Linked DNA regions of Homo sapiens: region 1 is linked to region 2. A link is a loop called in an ENCODE intact Hi-C map of the cell type or tissue named here. Cell type or tissue: PC-3. All regions are shown on one strand. Links, peaks and the distances in the headings refer to the core of each region. The heading gives the core; the rest is flanking DNA.

Region 1 (9,528 bases), core at 503-8,502, 180 kb after region 2:
AAGGCTGCTACATGGGTGTTTACAGGCTCAAAAAGGGGTTACCTACCTGAGGGAGTGTGAGAAACCCTGAGTCAAGACATTTATTTCATTGTGATGTCTCACCTATAGGCTTTGATCGCCCATCAGGCCTTGTCAACCTCAAAGAGGGAGAGAAGTCCTTAGCAATACCAGTGAAGCTGAGTATTTTAGGTGACACCAGTTGGGATACGCTGGTGTAGATCTGAAGAAGTGTCCAGCAGAATTTCTGCAATATGCTAGCACAACCAAAGAGCTGTTTTTACTTGATTTTTATTAAAATTAAACTTTAATAAATGTAAATGGAAAGAGCCCCATGTGGCTAGTAGCTACCATACTAGACAGCCCAGGAAGAGCCTACTGAGCTCCCTCATGCAGCTTCGTGGATGACGAGAACTCCTGCAAATATGTGTGGCCTATTTATTACTCATATTAAACACAATGGGCCTGACCCCACCAGCTGTCATTTGTTTCTATCAATCAATCAATCAGTTGGCAGAAAATAATCCTTAACAGCATTATGAATAACCTTTATTAAATCTATCAAATACAGGCTTGGGATCTGTTAATTTTTTTTATTGTGACATTCTTTTACAGAATACGGGAGATCTGCAACTGAGGTTTTTGATTTTTTTCCTTCAAGTTTTGAATGTTCTATAAAATGGGAAATAATCTGCTTCAAGTTAGGAAATGAATATTACTTATTTGAAGTAGAAGAGAATAAAATAGGCCGGGCATGGTGGCTCACACCTGTAATCCCAGCACCTTGGGAGGCTGAGGTGGGAGGATCTCTTGAGGCCAGGAGTTTGAAACCAGGCTGGACAACATGGTGAAACTCTGTCTCCATTAACGCACACACATACACACACACACAAATTAGCCATGTGTGGTGGCACATGCCTGTAGTCCCAGCTACCTAGGAGGCTGAGGTGGGAAGATAGCTTGAGTCTGGGAGGCAGAGGTTGCAGTGAGCTGAGATCACCACTGCATTCCAGCCTGGGTGATAGAGTGAGACTCTACCTCAAAAAAAAAAAAAAAAAAAAAAAAAAAAAAAAAAAAAAAAAGAAAAAAATAAATTAATGAGCACTGTTTCAATTTATCTTTCTTATCTTCACCTTAAAGTACTGTTCTTACAAATACTAAAAGGCATAACCCTTCCCCAAAATTTGTTGCAACAGAAATATTATTTTACGTCTGGCAATGCTGAAGAATTTGGTTGTTTTCAGCGTATGTATTACTGTTTATGTGCTGTCTCAGATACACAGACCCACCCTAAAATCCAATAAACTTCAGCAAAGTAGGCTTACTTGGTAATATTTTCTCAAACCAGATTTCAAATCACTTACCATAGTAAGTCTATTTCACCAAGTCTAATTCACCATTGCTATAGTCAGTCTTAAGTACAAGGCAGTATTTGTGGAAGGTATTAAAAATGAGATTCCTCTGAGATCATAATCAAAGAACTTATTAAAAGAGAGTTCCAATATGTTGGGAAGACTCGACCTTTACTCACACTCTAGTTAAAAAAAAAAAAAAAGGGAGGGGGGCCTGAGAATCCTCTCTAATATGTTTCAGGAGAGTTTCATAAAAAAGCAATGAACCTGAAGAAAAGAAAGATCAAATATCATGAAGAAATACTAATGGAAAAATGTAAACATGGCGCTGGAAACAGAATGTTGTGAGCTTTGAGTTGTGCTTTCCTTTTTATTTTCAGCGTAGAATGTTGTCTCGGTGAGCAAGAGACAATGCCTGCGAAGAGCAAGCTCTGGAGATGGCACTGCCCTTACAAATGCCCCAGCAAGCTGAGCAGATGCCATGAGCGGGTTTTTCTCTATAATGTTGGAAACCTGGCTTTCTGACACACATTTGCAAACTAAGTGTGAACAGTTCAGAGTAGCAGCCGCAGGATGGGGCAGAGCTGAGAAGCCAAGGGGGGAAGAGTTGGGGCTGACCTCTTCTTCACCTCGGGCCTTAATCACTGACCAAGTCCAGGAACAGTATGTATAAGCATCAGCCCAAGCAAAGGGTCAAGGAAATTAGTGCATGAAAGGCTAATGCTCATAAATATACAGCTTTTATAATTCAGACGCTGCTAAGCCTAAGAATCTCAGAGCGCTTTGGAAAGTCATGGGTAACATTTGTAAAAATCATGTTTTAAAACCACCTGCCACTGTGTGGTCTCCTTCAATTCTCATACCACCACTAATATCTGAGATGTTATTACTCATACTTTACAGATAAGCAAACTGAGGCTTGGAGAGATTAAATAATTTGCCCATATTCCCAACCCAGACCCAAGGTCAAACCACACACTTGTATGATTCTAGATCCTTTGTATAATCATCTTATGCCTAGTTAATAGCAAAAATGAACACTAACCAGTTTCATTTTTCTGTATGCTCATTTTTGGAAAAGATTCCGTGCAGAGCATTTTATCCCTGCTTATGCATGACAATCAACACGTGTAACTGAGCAAATATAAGGCAGTTACTCCTACAATGACAAAAACAGGAAGAAAACAGCTAATTGCTGCCCTTGAAGCGCTTACCATCAAACACATACGTCAGTCAAAGGGCAAAGGTACACAGTAACCACAAAGCAGTTCTGAGGACTGACTATACTTCTCGGCTTCTCTTTTCAGTTTAAGAACTTTTCCCTAAACACTGTGGCTTTCTGAAAGATGCAATGAAAATTACAAACACAAATGTCCTTCATGCCTGCTCCCTTTCAGTTTTGGGAGGAAGATCACCAAGTTAACTGAGTTCCAGTTTCATTGTCAGAAATCAAAACTCATTCAGCAAGTGCAAGCCCATCTTTTTGGGTGTTCACAGCTACGAAGAATAGACAAATCCCACAGTAAAATGTCATCAAAATGCCGAAAGGATGTGAGCCTTGTAGCTATTACCAAGATCGCACCACTAGGACTCTTTCTACCAAAAAAAAAAAAAAAAAAAAAAAAAAAGCAACAGCGAAAAATAAAATCCCTCCAAGTTAGCACAATCCACAAAGGAAGAGATGAAGGTAGAATTTTCTGGAGGCTTTTGAACATTAGCAAGTGGGAATAAATACTGAGCCAGAAGAGAGCAGAGAGGGGGCTTACCAGGCTTGACAAATGACACCGTGATTCACACCCACTGCTGGGCTGTCTCTAATAAGCCACAGAGGAAGCAGCCAATCTCAGCTAATTACCAGATAAAAATGTATTGTAAGGACTCTAATTAGGAGACGCGGATGGAGGTGATCTAATGATTAAATGCTGCATTCGACTGACCCCACCATCAATGTGCAGTGGTGCAAGATGTCACTGGAATATTTTGTAGAAACAGTAATTTTATTTCGAGGAGGGGAGGCAGTAATATTTGTAATGATGGCTATGAGGTAAACTAATTAAAAGACAGTTCCTAGAGGAAGAGGGTGGCTGAGAGCAGCTGTGGCCATTCCAAAACCAAGTGCCAAGTCTCAATAGAGGAGCTGCAGTCAAGTGGAAAATTTCTGCCTGACCTCTGCCCTTGCTATTAATTTGCAGGAAAACTAATGACACATATACATATTCCCACAAAATTGTTCTAATTGCTAATTTGCCAAAGGAGCCCAGATTCCAAATTAAACATGACTAGCCCGTGAGGGAAGGAAGAAGAAAAAGCTGTACACTCCAAACACAGGGTGCTTTGCCACACAAAATCATTTGAAGGCTGAACCAACAAGTTAATGAAATGTCAACCTTGTCAACTGGTACAGAAGTTTCTTAACTTTTAAACTTCTGTTTGATGATCACATGCTTGTCTGGAGGAGAAACCATCTTCGAAAGGGAAGGTTGAGAGAGAAAGAATGGAGAAGAAAGACTCAAAGCAGGCTCTGTGTTCAAACCAAACCTGCTCTCTTAATTAAGGCCTCTTTGAAAAAAGAGTGCCCCCCCAAAAAAAATTAATTACAGACTTAGAACAGAAGAGCAAATGGGGAATGGTGTGTGTTTTTGCTGTAATCTTGAAATATTCATCTTAATTGTAAACTATTAAATCTTAATGTAATCATCAATTAGAAATGAAAGCATATGTGCTTTGTGTTTCTGATTGCAGTTCAGGTTTTAAAAGATAATTTTTTCTGGGGCATGGGGCAGGAAGGGAATGGACTGGGAGGGTTTCTTTTCCTGATGGAAAGCCTATTTTTCTTATTGTGTTCCTTTTCTATTTAAAAGAAGTTGCTATGTTTAGAAAAGTCAGTAACTCTGATATTTTCTACATGGCAAGTTTCCATCATGTGATGATTTCAGCAAAGATAATCTCTTTGAAACTCTGGCCAAAAGTTAAATTCTTATGTCATTTAAAATTGCTGTAGGGTTTTATTTTTTAAATTTATTTGTACTCTCAGGCATCAGCTTTTCTTTTAGCCATCGAAACTATTCAAACTTGGTTGGCTACCCACTATTCTGCTTAGTCCCTTTTTTTTTTTAATTAATTAATCTTTCTTTAGTTTTTAACAGTAATCTCCCCTCCTGTTTAAAGATGATGAGTCACTCACATTAAAAAAATAAACTGCTGATGTAAACCCCTGACAGAAACAGACTTGTAAGTATTCCCATAAGAACTCATTTTTATTTTTGTTTGTGCTCTTGCCTCACATGAAAACAGATTCTGAGAACAAAAGACAAACCTGAAACCCAAACACCAAGGGACACAACTGCGTAGTAGGGACTTTCGGGCTCACAGAACTTGTTTTTCTGCTCTTGTTTTACTGGCCTGAGCCAGCTCAAGTCCTGCTTTAACTGCATGGCAGTGTCATTTCTGGGCATGAATCACTGAGTTCAGAGACGGCCTTTCTGAGGCTGGAGGGACGTTACCAGGCCGTGCGGAGGGCAGGACAATGGGTGGCAGCCTTTGTTACAAGCCTTTCCTTTCCTTTCCTTTACCATCTCAGCCTGGCCCTGTTTTAGAGAAGCGAACTCGTGGAAGGTTATGACTTACTTAGAAGGTGGTGGTACTGGCAGGGATACTAAAAGCAAAAACAAAAAAATTCTAGTTGAAAGGTTGGTGGGGGTGGGGCACTTAATGAAAAACAGTATATAAAACAGCTTTTGTGTATTGTGCCTAAGAATCCCTTTTTATGACTGCTTAATATTATTTCTCCAACTCTAAAGCAAGGACCCAGGCAGCCCAAATGATCCTTGAAGAGTTAAAAGACCCTTTCTTTTCGGGGGGGCACTTTGTTTTTATAGGAGCTAAAAACTCTTTCAAAACAGTCCTAATGGCTATGGTTAGAGGAAAAGAAAATGTATAAAAATGAAAATCTAATACTATATTTCATTACAAATATCCAAGTTCCTGTAAGTGCTTTATAAGATTTTCGTCAAGAAGAATATACCACCTACACTGTAATTACGTGCCCACCAAATCTAAAAGAATGTGGTTTCTCCAGGAGCAGAAGTTGTTCTCTGATGTGCAGGAATACCCTAAAGCAAAGCGTTCTTCTCATGTACTCAGTATTATAAAATACGATTTACAGTGTTTTCCTGACATAATGACAGAGTGTGAAAAGTCTTTTTAAGAAATCCGTAGTAATTTAATAAAGTCATCATATCACAGACATGTTTCTTTTTGTTTTTGTTTTGTCCTCTTAGTTTTTCACTCCCTCCCCCAAATGAAGTATCTTGGCAAATTCTCCACAGAGTAAGCACGGAGAAATTAACCTCCAAGCAAGACATTTGGGTGTTTACTTTGAGAATGTTTACTGAGTCTGGAACAAAAGAATATCAATCATTTTCATTAGGGCAGTTTACTATTGTTTGTTTTTGCTTTTCTTTCCATAGAAAAGAATAGAATCTTTTAAAATAACAAGAAATGTGGCCATTCTAAATGTAAGAACTGCTTTTCGGCTCTATGTACCTGAGAGCTAGAGCTTAGGGCTGCTCTGGTCAACTTACACATACTACATACGTCCACGCAGGGTCCAGTCTTTATAAAATTAAAAGTTTGAAAAGCTTGTCTTAACTGATGTTGGCTATTCCTTTTCTTCCTCTACACTGATACTCACCAATCAGAGGGACCGATCTGGGCACCCACTCTTAACCTAAGGAAAGGTTCACAAGGCTGACCTCTTACCATTTCTTCCTGCTCATCTTGTAGGTTTCAGCTTAGACATCATTTCTCCCAGCAATCTCCCCTGACTTTACCATTCTGGGTCAGCTGTTCTACTTACAGGTAGTGCAATTCACGGAAAGTGAGACTGTGTGAGTATGTATGTAGTTTATCTGTTATTTCTTTTACCAGACTCTGAACACCTCCATGGCAGGGATGGGCCTTGCTCATGTGACTGACTACTTGTCACGTATGTCACATGCTCAAGAAATATTTGTTGATGGAATAGTTTGATTTTAAATGCAGAAATTCCCTTTCCATAACCAACCTGCACCTTGAGTCTTTGGTTTTGTTCTGAAAGGAAGATTTTACTTAGGTTTAAAGAGATGTGATAGCAAGCAGGAAGAAAGGCCGTCGAAGGAGTCTGAGGGATGGGAAGCCCGTGAGCTCCTGCCCCAGTTCACCCATAAGCTTTCTTCCTCAGATCCATGTCCAAAAACTTGGGCACCTTCCCGAGATGAGCGTATCCTCTAACTATCCAAATCTGATGAGTCCCACAATAAGATCCAGAAAATGCGTCTATGAGCTGATGTAAAAACAATCTAAGAACGTTTTAGCAGTTTCTTTGATGCAATGAAATGAGGACTGGTTGGATGATTGGATACAGCAAATGACACTTAACACCCAAATGGCATTTAGTGAAAAGCAACATTTACAGCAAAGCATTCTATCACTTAGTGACTAAGAATTTTAAAATAAACACGAGGTTTCTTCTACACAGAAATGGAAAAAAGAAAAAGCTTCATGAACTTACTGGCAAGGTTGTAACATGAAAGTCCCCATCTATGGTTAGATTTGAATCCTGGTGACTGCCTGTTTCAAATTAAAGATTCTAGAAGGATACTCATTCAAACAAACGCCATGCATTCTATTATTTAGGGCGGAATAAATTAATTACAGACTGCAGGGAATATTTTGCACATGAGAATCAGTCACCAGATAGCTCTGGGCCCTTAAAGTTGAAAGCATCAAGGGTTTGCTGTATGTGTGTGCCCTTTTTTTTTTCTTTTTGGCAAAGAAGTGAAAATTTATGCAAAACATTACACGTCTACCTTTTATAATTAATTTCCCAATGCCTCACCTATACATATTTTAATAATTCCTGATTTATAAGATGGTATCTTTAATAAAATTTTCTATTTTCCAATAAATGAAAAGAAGGCAGGTTCACTCCGACAACAGAGTGTCACACAATATCTGCTTGTCAGGCACCAATTTTTACTTCTTACATGTAAGTTAAAGGATAAGGAATTTATAATGCTGCCTGTGAAGGGAACCACTTTTCATACACAAATGTGATCTTTTTTTTTTTCAAAGGGTAATACAACAGTACATTTACATAAACTAATCCAAACAATCTATGTATTTGACAATGGCAAACCTCACACAGACGGCCTATTGTTGGTTTACATCTTGGAGTTCTTTATATTGGCTTGTAGCGCTGCTCTAGCTGTCAAAGGTTTGACTTGGACTCTAAATAAATGGTTATAGAAGTGCTGTGCAGCGATATTGGACTTCTTTGCAAAAGAAAACCTGCTGTGTATGAATTCAAAAGCTATTAATTTTTCAGTCAAAAATATTCGTGCCGATTTCTTCTAATAAAGAAATACTGTGCTGAGCTACTAAGAGATAATGTTGACTAGTGGTAGAGAATTTTCAATAGAGCAGTTAAAAATAAATTTAGTAGGAGGTCCCCTTCAAAGTTACAATTTTCTAGAAAGTAAAACATTTTTTTTTAATACTAATCAAGACAAACCTTCCATCCCTGTTCACTTCCCCCCATGCTTTTCCCTGTTTACCAGCTGCTTAACACTGGTCCACGTGAAGAATCCCAATGGTCCTTTTGTGGCCCACAGGGGCTTACACACATGGTGCTCTCTGCCAACACCCAGCCCGGTCACTCGCCAAGCGCCCTACGGGGTTTTGTAGTTCCTTATCTTTAATTGTATCCTTCCTCTTCCCAAGAAGCCCCAAGATCCAGGCCTACAGTGCTGGGTCCAACCATTATCCTATCACTGTTTTTAATCCGTGGAGGAAGACAGAGATAATCTCATTCTCTCGCTTGCTGCTAGGTGCAAAGATTTGAACCCTTCAATCTGGGAAAACCATTTCACTAAAGCCATCTGAAGACTTTCAAAAAGTTCCAAGGCAGTGAATGCCCTGTGCAATTGGCTATGCTTCTTCGAGATGACTTCAGCCAAGTTGTCTCAGAGGCTCACCATTTTGCTTAGCTGGGTTCTAGAAGGAGGGGTTGCTAGAAATAGCACAGCTGACTACTGATGCCACAACAGTGAATGACCTGGTTCTTTTTTTTCCTTTCTTTTTGGTAGCCTACACATCTAGTCCTATAGCCATTTACTGTAAAATAATACACGGAAACTAAGGACTCCTTCCTGGTAAAAATGGATGCACGAAGTGTTTAATAATTTTATGTCCTTTATCTCAGTAATGTGTTCTGTTTCAGACATTAATTTTGCCTGCCAACTGCATCTTGGCAGGCTACCATATTTGCTGGGTTAATAGTCTGACTCCGTTTTATTTCTATCACCATAAATCATACATATATGGGTGTATGTTTGCTTTATTTATAGAAAAAAATCAGTCAAAACAGATAAACCAATACTTTGCCATTACGCTGCATCATTGCATATTGATTAAAATCGCTGGTACTAACTATAGATTGTCAACGCTCAATTAATTTTCACACAGTGACTCCAAGCAAAATCAAATAAAGGCAGTGTACCTTTAAATTTTACAAATCTTAAAATCAAGAAGCAAAGCACTGTCTCCATTTTGAATAATCAGTTAAAGCTACTAGGAGAATTTTAGAAACGTAAGAGGAATATGACCGTTAAAGAGATCGATTTATTACAAGGAAGGAGGTCCAAGACAAACTTTTAGGTTCAGACACGATCCTTCTGCTTCGGTATTAACAGCCTGTGCTGGGATGACACCCTTCAAGGTCCAGTAAAAGGGAATAAGGCAAGAAAGAGGAGATTCTTACAAATTAAATGTAATTTCAGTATACTGTGTTTGGTCTCCTAACTGTGAAGGAATAATTTTCATTTCAAACTCCTTAGTAACCATTAGAGCCTCTCCATAATTTAGCCTCTGACTATTCCAACACTAGGTTTCCTATGTCTTTCCTCTGTTAAGAGTTAGACTGGACTACTACTCCCTGCTCTTTTTCCTACACACCACTGTCTCTCAGCTTACCCGAGCTGAAATGCCTCTTTGCTTTGCTGTCATGGTTTAGCTGTCTTCTCTGCGTTCCTACCATTCAGAAAGATTTTCTTTTTCCAGGGAGCTCTCATAATGTATTTCAGTACCTTGCTTGGGCACCAATCATTCTGCCTTTAAAGAAGAGCTGGGTGCTTGAGTC
Region 2 (11,993 bases), core at 1,541-9,540:
GGGGTGCTACTCTCTACATCAGACAGAGCCTCCATCAGACACTCATAGCTACCTGAACTTGTCCTTCATAATAATACTTTCATACTAAACGGTTGATTGTGATTTCATGATCAGTTGTTAATTGTTTATGTTGCCTACCTGCACTGCTCTTCCCTGCTGGAAAGGAAGCTAGATTTAAGCAGCGATATTGTATCTTTCGTTCACTGATGTATCTCAAAGAATTAAACCAGTGCTTGGGACATAGTAGACAAATATCAATTGAATGAATGAATGTCTTATATATTAATATATTCCCAGTGTTTAACGCGGGGTCTATTCCATGATAGACCTTCTGTAATTTTTTTGTAGAATGAATAGATAATCAAATGGATGGATGAGTGAATAGATGATTGAATGAGTGAAAATAATGAATAAGTGAATGATGTATATTTCTATTATATTCCCAGTACTGAACTCAAAAGTCTGGCTTGTGGTAGCACATTCTGCATTTTTTTTTTTTTTTTTTGCTGTTGAGTGAATAGATAACTGAATAGATGGATGAATAGATGTTTGAATGTGTGAAAATATGGAAGGACTGAATAAACAAATGAATAAATGAATCATTTTTAGTCAAGTCAGAAGAGTTTCTGTCTTCCAAGAAGAATATCTCTTCTGCCCAGAGTGGGTCACTTGATCGGCCCATTAGTTCTCTATTTGGTTTCCTGCCATGGATATATTTTGAAGAACATTTTTATTAGCTTTGGAGTCACTTGCAAGGTACTCTTGAATTCTCTTTTGGCTTGCCTGCATTCTTGTTCACACCTGACCTGCCATAGTTTGCGGATCTCCCTGGTTTCCTTACTTGGGCCACATTTCCAAGTGTCCCTTTGATCTCTGGCACATACTTTTGCTAGGCTTCCAGTAAGGTGTTTTTAAACAGTCTCCAGATTTCCTGTGGCTTATTGACTTTTTAAATTATTCCTTTCATTTGTTTTTCCTAACCAGTGCCTACACTTGTTCTTAGGTTCCTTTTATAAAATTGAGTAACCACATGATATATAAATGTTCTCTCCCAGCCCAGAATGGTCACAGTGTTGTGATCACTCAGAGATACTTTTTCTTCCAGGTCCTGCCCACCACTCAAAGCCAAGTCTAAAATATTTTTCTTCCTTAATAATTCTAAAAGGCATTTTTCTAAGAGGAGATCATTTATCTTATCCAATAATATATTTGTAATCTATATGTGAACCCTGAATAAATTAGTCTCCAAGAAAGTACAGAGCATGCTGCGTATATGTGCTGTAGAATGAGTGTGTGTGTGTGTGTGTGTGTGTGTGTGTGTGTGTATACCGCATAAAGTAAAGGTACTTTAAAAACGATCTCATTTCTAAGTTGGAAAGTCTCTAATCATGATAACTCCTTTACAGAAACTAAAATCTATTCAAATAGGAGTCAGAAAACGTTTCTGGTTCCCATCTACACAGATCAAATGCTAGTTTGTCTCTTTGTTGTCCTATTTTCTCCTACCAAAGCCTATTTGAAGAAAGGAGTTCAGCAACCTAAGAGAAATAGAAATCATTTAACATAATGAAAAATTCGCTTTCACTTTTTTTAACCAAACATTTCATCAGTCAGGATTTTTCCTACCAAAGATGTTTATTTTCAACCATTTGCTTTATTTGGCTAAAAGGTACGTTCTTTGCTACATTTAATAGGCATGTGTATGCTGCTCAAACTAGAGATCACAGAGTTTTCATCTGCAAATTTTTACCAGACTAAAGTGAACCAAAGAACATGTTAGAAATTTGAGCCTATAGTGCATATATACTTCTCGCAAATATTTTAGCAGACTGTCTGTTTCTCAAAAATTTTATATGATAAAACACATCATCAGTGTTTACTCAGATTCTAGGTTGTGGTGCAAATGTAATAGATTTTGTCTTAAATAGTGAAAACTGGAAATACACCTTTTTCCACTTCAAACTTTTGAATTCGTCAAGTTATAATGAAGAAGCTTTAAAGATGTGGTGATATGTTTTCCACCCATGATATTGACATATGCACATAATTACCTTTTTTTTTCTTTTTGATACAATTTCATTATTTGTCATGCTGGCTGTGGCGTACCAATAAAGCCAAAATATCATATTAGAATTCATGACAGTTTTCACATTGTATTATCAATATGTGGAAATAATTGTCTGCTCTGAGATTAAATTACATTATTGTGTATCTTTTTCATGCCTAATAAATAATGATGGATGGCTTTTATTTTCATCACCACCTGCAACCATTTAGTCACCCCTTGATTGTTGAAGATAAAATAATAAAAGGCAAGTGTTATGTTGCAAGCAGAAGAATGTAGTCAAAACAGTTGTATGTTCCTTGTTTCCATTTGCATTATTTGAGTCCCTAAAGAGCAATGCATGGTGGTCTATAAAAGATAGCAACCTGGGAGAAACATGGCAAACAGTTCACGTAAATGAGGGGAGAAAGTGGGAAAATATTTTTTTCTAGTAGAACAATAATTATTTCTTGGTGCACGATTCTTAATCTGAAAATGAGTTTTTTGTTCTGCTGTGCAAATCAGTTACATGCAATCAGAATGCAAAGCAGAGGCACATCTTACTGTTTAGCCTTTTTAAATAGAAATGAAAACAGCCCGGAAATTGTAGCAAAGTTGAAAATGCATGCTAGGTAATTTTGAAATCCAAAGACATAAAACCATGCATAATAAAAAGGCCACTCTAAACTCATTACATTTTTTTGAAATTGGCAATTAGAAGGCTTAATTTTAAAATTAGAACTTGCATGTTTGGAAACTTATTAACTGTATTTTGAATGGTCAAGTCCATTGCCAATGTTAAAGTGTGTTTTGTTTACAATTCCACTGCCTCATAATTTGGTTTTATCTATGTCAGACCTGCTCAGATGCTTTTTTTTAATTGTTCAACATTATGCTTAAGCAAAATTGATTCACCTTTTCTGGTGAAACTTTCGAATTAAAATTATAATCAGCAAATGCTGTGAGTCTTAAGGGGAACAGAATTGCCTTGGAGGTTTATGATACTATTATATTTCATCTCGGAAGAATGTCAAGCTTTTTTACAAAATAAATATATGGTGTTTATAATGGAAACTAGTCATTTGATCATTTCAGTTATAACAGTGAGGTAAGAAAGCAAACTGTAGACAAAATCTTTTTTGATATTTGGTTATGAGTCACAGGTTGACTCTTTACAGAACAGTTTCGCATGTTTGGCTCTATTATCTTTAAATCAAAAGAAGACAATCTCAGGCATAGCAGAGACTGAGACCAAAATCCAAAGGTAATCCTATCAAATGTCAAGTTACTGCAGAGAAATGGCTTGAAAAATAGGCCAGTGGTCCATTATTTGATGAACCCCAAGTGAATGCATAAGCTTGCGAGTCTGTCTTTCGCCGGGTGTTCTATTAATGTTCTTCCCAATTGTTTTAGAGCATTCATTTAAAAACAGAGGGGCCTTTCCCTTGTTTATGGCTGTTTTGCTATCTGACTACCCATCTCCCTCTATAATTAAATGCCACGAATAAAATAATAATAAACATAATTTTATTTGTACCATTACTCACTGCAGAAATTACATCTTTACATTTCCTATGAGAATCAAAGAGCAGTCATGCCTCCTTCCTTCACATTTGAGAGAGCTGTGTAGAAGTCGGAGGCTTTTCTAGATTCTCTGAGCCTGGGGGGGAATTTTGTGGGTTAGCAACCTTTGAGACAAATTATTTTGCAGTGTGTACATATATACCTATCTTCCCTTGATGATCAAGATTTTACCTGGCCCATGTAAACACCTTGGAAGACTAATTCTATAAAACAGACTTGCATAAAAATCACCCACAACTTGAAACTGGGACATCTATCTGTGGGCATAACGCCATGCACTCTAAAGAAAGTAAGCTTTAGCACATGCTGCAAAACTCTTCTAATTAGAAGCCCCTGCTAGTCTTTTGTCCCTCAGTGCTCAGTGGAAGTTCTAAGAATCCAAAGCTTTACCCAAATGTACCTTGCCCCAAGCATCCTGATCTCACTCCCTGGTAACAGGAAGTTCCAGAATGACATCCTCATGGAATTGTTTTATTTTTCTCTTGCATTATCTCTCGTCTGTTGTGATTTTCTTCAGCCAAAGTCTCCCTGTCATGACCTACCAAAAAAGAAAACATGTTGAATAACTGCACCATAAATACACAAAATGGAAACGCTGAACTAGCTCCATTAAAATAAATCATTCTTAGTACTGTAAACCTTTTTGTTTTAATTTCACACTTTCTATCATCCTAGTGGTTTGCTAGTTCTAATAATGTTTCTGGAGTCTGTGCTACATATATGAAGACATTCAGGAGTTTTTAACAAACACAAAAATTATTAACTTTCCTGCCTTACGTATTTGCAAGAAGGGGATGTATGAACAAAATAACTTATATCCAAGCATGCAGCTGAAATATTGGAATGTGAAAACTCCCCTGCCATTAACAGTTAATAGTTCAGTGCTCTGGGGTAACAGCAGTTGCTCTGCACTTCTCAGAAAAACATTTGGGAAAAAATACTTTGGACTAATAAAATTAACGTTAGAATGACAACAAATTTCAACATCTGTGAAGCTTTTGGGGAACTTTCAACTCTTACCAATAATACATGCAATTTTATAATTTTTAGGCAACGTACCTATTTATAAAGGCAATTTTTAACATCAAAGGAAAAATTGCTTTATCTAAAATGTATACTCAATATTCAAAGCATTACCACAAGATAAGTAATTTTGGACAAAGATTCTTAAAACTACTAACTGAGCAGTAAATATTTGTTCAATTGGACATTCTAAATGTTGAAATGTGTTAGTCATTTTGGTTGAACTAATACAGTACAATGAGATTGCTTTCACTTTTCCAGCAGCCTTCTTAAGTCATTTTAGTGTTTAAAAACTAGTCCTGGGCTCCAGAAAACACTGTGTTAGGGAAGGAAAAACAGACTCTTTGGCTAGAGTTATGGAAGGAGGGTGGAACCTTATGAGTTACATGACTACATAAGATGTAGGCAATTTTATTTTGGCAACAAATTCAGGCTTTTGCATTGGGTTTTTTCTTAGACTGTTAATTCAAATACACATGCACGAATCTCCTACGAAAGGAAAGATTCTTACTCATCTGCAGAGCATAGATAACGATTAATTGTTCCATTTCATCTTTCAGGCTACAGTACTATGAGTTTAGGAACTCTGCAAACTGCGAAATGATCTGCCCCGGGGGAAGTGACTAGGATCACAATGTAATTACTCAAAAAATGGACTCAGATCATATCCCAAATCTACATGAAGAGAGGTATATGCTTGATAAATAGTAAAGATGATGTCAAAGATCAGCTTTCTCCCTCTGGTGGAATGTTCAGCACTCTCAGTTGTCTTCACAATATTATATATAAAGCACCTAGAACATAGAACCTTATGTGATGATCATTTCTCAGGTGAAATAGTGCACTGGACTATCCAGCTATTTCACTGGCTAGATGTTTATTTGGAAACTCAAAACAAAAACGCAGAATGACTGGTGACATTTATGATATTTGCCACTGGGCCAGTTGGACCTTCCTTCACGATGAAATAGGATCTCAGTCTCTAATCTGCATGTCCAGACCAAAGACAATTTGATGTAACTCCATTATAGCATATTTTAAACTTTTCTTGAAGTTCAGGAATATATCTTTCAGAATCCGTCAGTACTTCAGAAGCGTGGCTCGCCAAACCAATCAATCTAGTACAAAGTTTGTTTTTAGAATTCAAGTTCCTTGTTACTGCTTTGCAAGCAGATGTCTTCAAAGATATAATATGGTGAAGAGATTATGTGATTTTTGGGTGTAGCAATTCTGCCAGTTATAATTAAAAGGGCCAACATCCAAGTTTTGTTTTCTTTATAAACACTGCAGAGTGTGTCAGTGGCCAATCTAAAATTACCCACAGAGGAGTGTGTGCTCTCTTCTTTAGCACAAGATAATGAAGATGGTGTGTGAACGCACTATGGTTATAATAAGCTGATGGACTTGCGGTCCTACGCACAAACTTGTCCAAATGTAATTATAAGAGTTTTGAGAGAATTGTTGCTTCCTAAACTGACTAGTCAAGTGACTCAAAAGTTAATATCATCAAATTAACAGTCTGACTTTGAAGGTCTACAATTGTACCTTAGAAAATAAATACTTGCAATCAGTCATTCTTTCTTAAAGGGAAAAAGATATCTTTGAGAAGTGTCTCAATGCAGGGCAGTCTATTCAGCATTCTCTCTATGTATTGCTTCTGGAGAGGTGAATTGAGTCTAAAAATAAAAAGTAACAAAGGGCTGAGCGTCCAGCTCTTTCCCTCGTGTGTGGAGGAGAGAAGGCCAGTCTGAACCTGCGCTGGTGTTGATGTGGTTGAGAGGGTGCGTTTGTCAGGCTCTGCAGCCTGGATCGCAAGGGTGAGAAATACAGTCGGGGCCCCGAGAAGGAAAAGGAATATCTCAAGGTGATTACTGAATCATAAGCCTCCATAGCAGCAGTTCTCATATACAGAGAGAAAGAAAACAAGTCTATATAAAAGATTCAAGATATCAACATCTCATTCTCTTGGGAACTGGAAAACAATCTGAGACAGAGGGACATGGTTGTCAGAAATCTGGGTAGATCAGAGAGGGAAGCCAAGCAGGTCTTTCTCCTTTGTGTTTTGGGCACAGTCCTTCATAAATTTTGTGGACAAACTGTGGTGTCTCCTTATCTTCCAAATAATGAGTGTCAAAGCATCCCAGTGTCTTTTGAGGGGAGTCCTCTTACTTGGTTGCTGTGGATGAGTGACTTGCAGGTTTCCACAGGGGATTGGATGCTAGGGCAACTGATAACAAAAATCTCACTCACACCAGCCTCGTAGTTCACTGCAATCTCATTTGCTTTGGATGTTCACACTGGCCTAAGACCAATGTCTCCTGTCTCAAACTTGCCATATTGAACTACTGATCTATAATGGTAAAAAAAAAAAAAAAAAAAAAAAAAAAAAAGACACAAAGGTGAAAGTAACAAGTTTACCAAAACACCAATCATCCAAATCCCAAAAACTTTTCCTTTGCTGAACTGTTTTTATATTTCCTTTTTTCCTGAGCTATGTCTCTCTCTTTTTTTTTTTTTTTTTTTTTTTTTGAGACGGTGTCTCACTCTGTCACCCAGGCTGGAGTGCAGTGGCACAATCTCAGCTCAGTGAAACCTCTGCCTTCTGGGCTCAGGTGATTCTCCCACCTAAGGCTCCCAAGTAGCTGGGACTACAGGTACATGCCGCCAGGCTTGGCCAATTTTTTTGTATTTTTTTTGTAGAGACAAGGTTTTACCATGTTACTTAGGCTGGTCTCGAACTCCTGGACTCAAGTGATCCACCCATCTTGTCCTCTCAAAATACTGGTATTACAGGCATGAGCCACCACACCCAGCCAGGTACATGTATCTTGACAGGTGAGTCTCATATTACCACATACTCCCTTCATATAAATATAGGTACATGTTCATGTCCAATCCATTCCCCAAAATGTAGCCAGAGCAGTGTTTTTCAAAGGGCAAAGGGCAAATGTCATTCTTTAGTGTCTAAGTGAAGAGTAAAATACTTCCTCTAACCTGTACTCTTATCTAGGCTCACCTGACCCATTTCCCTTCACTCTGCCTGCTCCACCCACTCTGACCCTCTTTCATTTTGTCTCCTGCCATCTGACTTTCATGTGGTAACCACACATCTGCCCCTCTCAGCATGGAATCCTTCCTCATGGATGCCTCCCTAATGAAGTCAAATATTTCTATTTTTATGTCTGATAGGATCATGATTCTGTATGTCATAGAAAGGAGCATGGTTATAATTTTACATTTATATGTGTATCCATTGGTCAACATCTACTTCCTGGACTATAAGCTCTGTGGACTATAACCACGCCTATTTGGCTTTTTATGGTATCCCCCGAACTTATCCAATGCTTGGAAAATAACACTCAAAAACATTTCAGAGTACTCAGTTCAAAGCACATATACTAAAATTGGAACAATACGGAGATTAGCATGGCCTCTGCACAAGGATGACACGCAAATTTGTGGAACATTCTATATTTTTCTGTCACATGTTCTCAAATGTAGGAGCTAAAAAAAAGTTGACCTTATGGAAATAGAGAGTAGAATGATCATTACCAGAGAGGCCAGGGAGGGTACTGAGGAGGTGGTGGGGATGAAGATTGGTTAGTCAGTGGATCTACACTTGAGTTAGATAGAAGGAATGACATCTAATGTTCAGTAACATAATAGAGCAAGTACAATTAAAAATAATTTATTGTATATTTTAAAATAACTATAGAAGTAGAATTGGAATGTTCCTAACACAAAGAAATAATAAGTGTTTGAGGTGATGGATATTCTAATTACCCTAATTTGATCATTACCCACTCTCTGCCTGTATCAAATTATTGCATATACCCCACAAATATATACTACTATGTATTCATGAAAATTAAAATTTAAAATATTAAAATTTAAAAAAAAATTCTGAGATGAGGGAATAAATGTCCAGACACATTTCAATTAAGTTGTCATATGTTACAAAGGCCATATTTCTATATTATATACTATATAATATCTGGTGGAACTCCTAAAGAATATAGTTGGGGATTTCTCTAACTATTACACTATCATTACTAATCAGGTTAAGTAACCCTAGTTGTTGAAACACACAGTCCCAGCATTTCAGCAGATTAACATAACAGAGGGTGATGTGTCACCCTTGGCACAGTCAAATTTGGGTTGAGAGTGTGGGGTCACTCTGCTCCACAGAGTCATACATGGACCCAGTCTCCTTACTTCTACTGTTCAGACCTCCCTTAAGTCTCAGAATCCTCCCTAGATTCTTGAGATCTATCATCCAACAAGCGAAGAAAGAGAAGAGTGAGACCTGGAAGTGGCTATATCACTCTGTCCACATTCTATTGGCCAAAACATCATTGTACGATCCCATCTGGTTGCAAGGTAGGTTGGGAAATGTGGCCTTCCTAGTGCTACCCATCATTTTGGTTTAGCTCCAGTTAGGTAAGATGACTAAAATTTGCCAGCAGTTACTAGATACTCCAAAAACTATATTATCAGCAAGGAAGGGAGAACAGTACTCAAAACCAAACTCTCAAGTAAGGAAAGTGCCAACATTAAATGGACTGATTTAGTGGTATTGTGTCTGTCTAGGAATGTGCTACATGGTTTGGTAAATACAGTTTTCCTACAGCAGAGAATCTCAAAACAAGTACATTTTAAAAATGAACTTTGAAGAATCAGCTGGAGGGTATACAGATTTTCATATTCACTTTAGGATTTTTCATTTTCATATTGTACTAGTTAATGTGCCAAAATGAAAATAGCTTTCCACAAAATGGAAGTTACACTATAAAGTTGGAATTGGTATTATCTGCTGCTGAATTGCAATGGAATCTCAAAAGGAGTGATGTAACTATGGAAGCAGGATCTTCTCCTTGAATGTTTCGCTAAGATTCTGTCAAACAGATCAGGAAAACGGAATATATGCAAGATTGACTTTGCAATCAACAAGCACAAAAAGGCCCTGGTAGATAAATCAGTTGAAAGAGAACATATACAATGACTGACTGGCAGTATTGTAAGACACCATTTGAGGTTTGACATTGAAGATATTCTTGAAGAATAATTTATCTGAGAAAAGATCAACTTGCTCTATAGAAGTGCCAAATTTAGAGTTATCCTACTTAATGCATCAACATCAACCTTAATATTTGGGAAGGTTTTTCTCTTTTAATTTAAGTTGTTCCTTCAAGAAAATATGTAGCATGGACCTATTTTTGCTCTTTGATGTACAAAGCAGACATTAAATTGGATTTCAGATTCAGTGACAGAGGCGGACTAAGATTAAACACCAAGGTCGTCTATGAAATTGATTGAATCATTTGTTTAATCATGGCATACCTCGCCATAGAGAAGTGCTTACCAACTTTATGCTTTTATCTTTACTAGTCAGCAATTCATTGAATACCTTTTATTATCATTGCTTTCTTCTATTTTCAGGGCAGGAGAGGGCAGTAGGTAGCATCGTTCTTGGTCACTATTACCATCTGTCTCTCTCATTCTCTTTTTACCTCACTTCTTAGATGACAGAAGGTGACATCTCAACTAACTCCCATATTTCATTGACTCTAAGATACTGTAAATTGTAAGGCACACTATTTTTTTTTACTTACCACTAAGAAAGAAAAACATGGCTGCTTAAACTTCACCGTAATGCTTTCTTATCACCTAGAATTTTTATTCTATACTTATCAAAATAACAGTTTTAAACTTTGTCACATATTTGTATCATATTTCACGCTTGTGAAAACACAAAAAAGTAAGTAAAATAAATGGTTAAAATACCTAAAATTTCTGCATATTTATAGTTTAACCCATCCAAATTCATTTTTTACACAGTTGTTGATATTTGTGTTTTTCAATATATTCTTAAGTTCTGCACTATTTGAATATTAGCATCCTTAAATTATTATCTCCAAGACTTTCTTCCAAACTGCTGACACTCACTGCTGCAGTGAGCTTTCCTGAGCAAGCACAGGTGATAACTCTGTCACAACCACTGCCTGGTCAGCAGCAATGTTAAGGTGCTTTAAAAAAAAAAAAAAAGTACATCAAGAATTTGTTAAATACAATCTGTGGTTTAAGATGCATCTGAAAATATAACCCAACAGCTTACCTCTGTTCCTTAATTGGTCTGGTGTTTTCTGAATATAAAATATAACTACCATTACATGTCTTTAGCCTTTTATGTTAATATAGGTGTTTACTTGTAAAGGACACTCCTTCCTTCTTGGTATAAACTCTTTGAATTATGATTTCAACAAATGTTTCATTCACCATCTTAATTGTAATTCACAAATTATTTTGTGGAAACAACAAACTTCCCATGAAATTCATGTAGGTAACATATATTAAAATCTTTATGTTTCTGTTTTTACTCAAACTTTGCAAGTTCAAATGTTAACTTCATCTAGCCACTCAAAGACAATGGCAGTTCAACATAGGCATTCCTCAGGTAATGTGTTATTGCATTCCTGAAGAACTGTGATTAAATCAAACATTCATAAATAGAATCATGTTTTCCTACTGTCTTAGATTTTTATATCAGAGCTCGCTTTTTTCAGCTTCTGCTAGATCTTAAACATTCTATCCTTTCTCGAAACTAGCCTTTACCTTGATCTCCTTTTCTCCTGCCCACATCTCTCTTTAAGATAAAGTTATGCAAACTTGAGCTTAATTTACTTGGGAGTGCTCAACGTTTGAAATAAGCTCCCCACAAATACTCTTGTGATGTCTTAAAATTAACGTGTCTTGCGATTAATAAACCCAATGATTTAGATTTGTTTTATTTTACAGGCTGGCTTACACTGGGGACATTTTGGTTTCCATTTATGGGGTAACACCCCTAAACATGTTCTGCTGAACATTGTAACCCATCCTAACAACTTTGCCATAAAAGCAAAGAATTTTTTATCAACTCCATTATTTTTTATTTGTGTTTTAATTGTTTTTTCCTATGTGTTTGTTTTAAAATGCATTTTCCATGGTAGTAGCTATGCAAGCCTTAGAAATGCAACTAGACAGATGTACTGACCACGGTTACCAAGGGAGCAGTTTCCTTGGCAATGGCCAACAGTCATCAAAGCAGTTCACGTTCTCTTTCCTTCCCTTGTGACTTGCTCTCACATGTTGCAAAACTTGGGTAGTGGAAACAGCTCTTTGTAAATCATGAGCCTCTATCCACTCAAAACACCACCAATTTTCATGAAGCCAGCAATTGAGAGAGGGTGGTAAATTGTTTGTGATGTTCTTTGAGAAGTTTTAAAAGGGCCCCAAGCCACAATTCACCATGAAGGATTTCTGATCTCTCTTTCAATTTTGAGCCAGAATTTATCCCGGTCAT

Evidence for each region. Hi-C counts contacts between places; a loop is a spot of excess contacts. Peaks named below come from ENCODE experiments on the same cell type or tissue, not always from the same donor. Only the 100,000 strongest peaks of a DNase experiment are listed, where the experiment ranks them.
Region 1: it touches region 2 in a loop (2.2-fold over the local background); 1 of 110 quality-filtered maps calls a loop at or near these places.

The regions. Positions count from the first base shown.
Region 1 is chr3:70,978,242-70,987,769 of GRCh38, forward strand. All of the region lies in intron 14 of FOXP1 (forkhead box P1), which reads right to left. Among named protein-coding and RNA genes, the nearest start is that of FOXP1-AS1, 310 kb to the right of the region's middle. RefSeq lists an enhancer at 6,997-8,038. In PC-3, for the core only: no CTCF peak of the experiment used is centred there; a DNase peak (open chromatin) is centred at 4,750; H3K4me3 peaks cover 1,566 bases; H3K27ac peaks cover 2,979 bases.
Region 2 is chr3:70,800,324-70,812,316 of GRCh38, forward strand. It overlaps the pseudogene RNU6-281P. Among named protein-coding and RNA genes, the nearest start is that of FOXP1-AS1, 480 kb to the right of the region's middle. In PC-3, for the core only: a CTCF peak has its summit at 5,395 (motif pointing left); a DNase peak (open chromatin) is centred at 3,208; H3K4me3 peaks cover 3,083 bases; H3K27ac peaks cover 3,865 bases.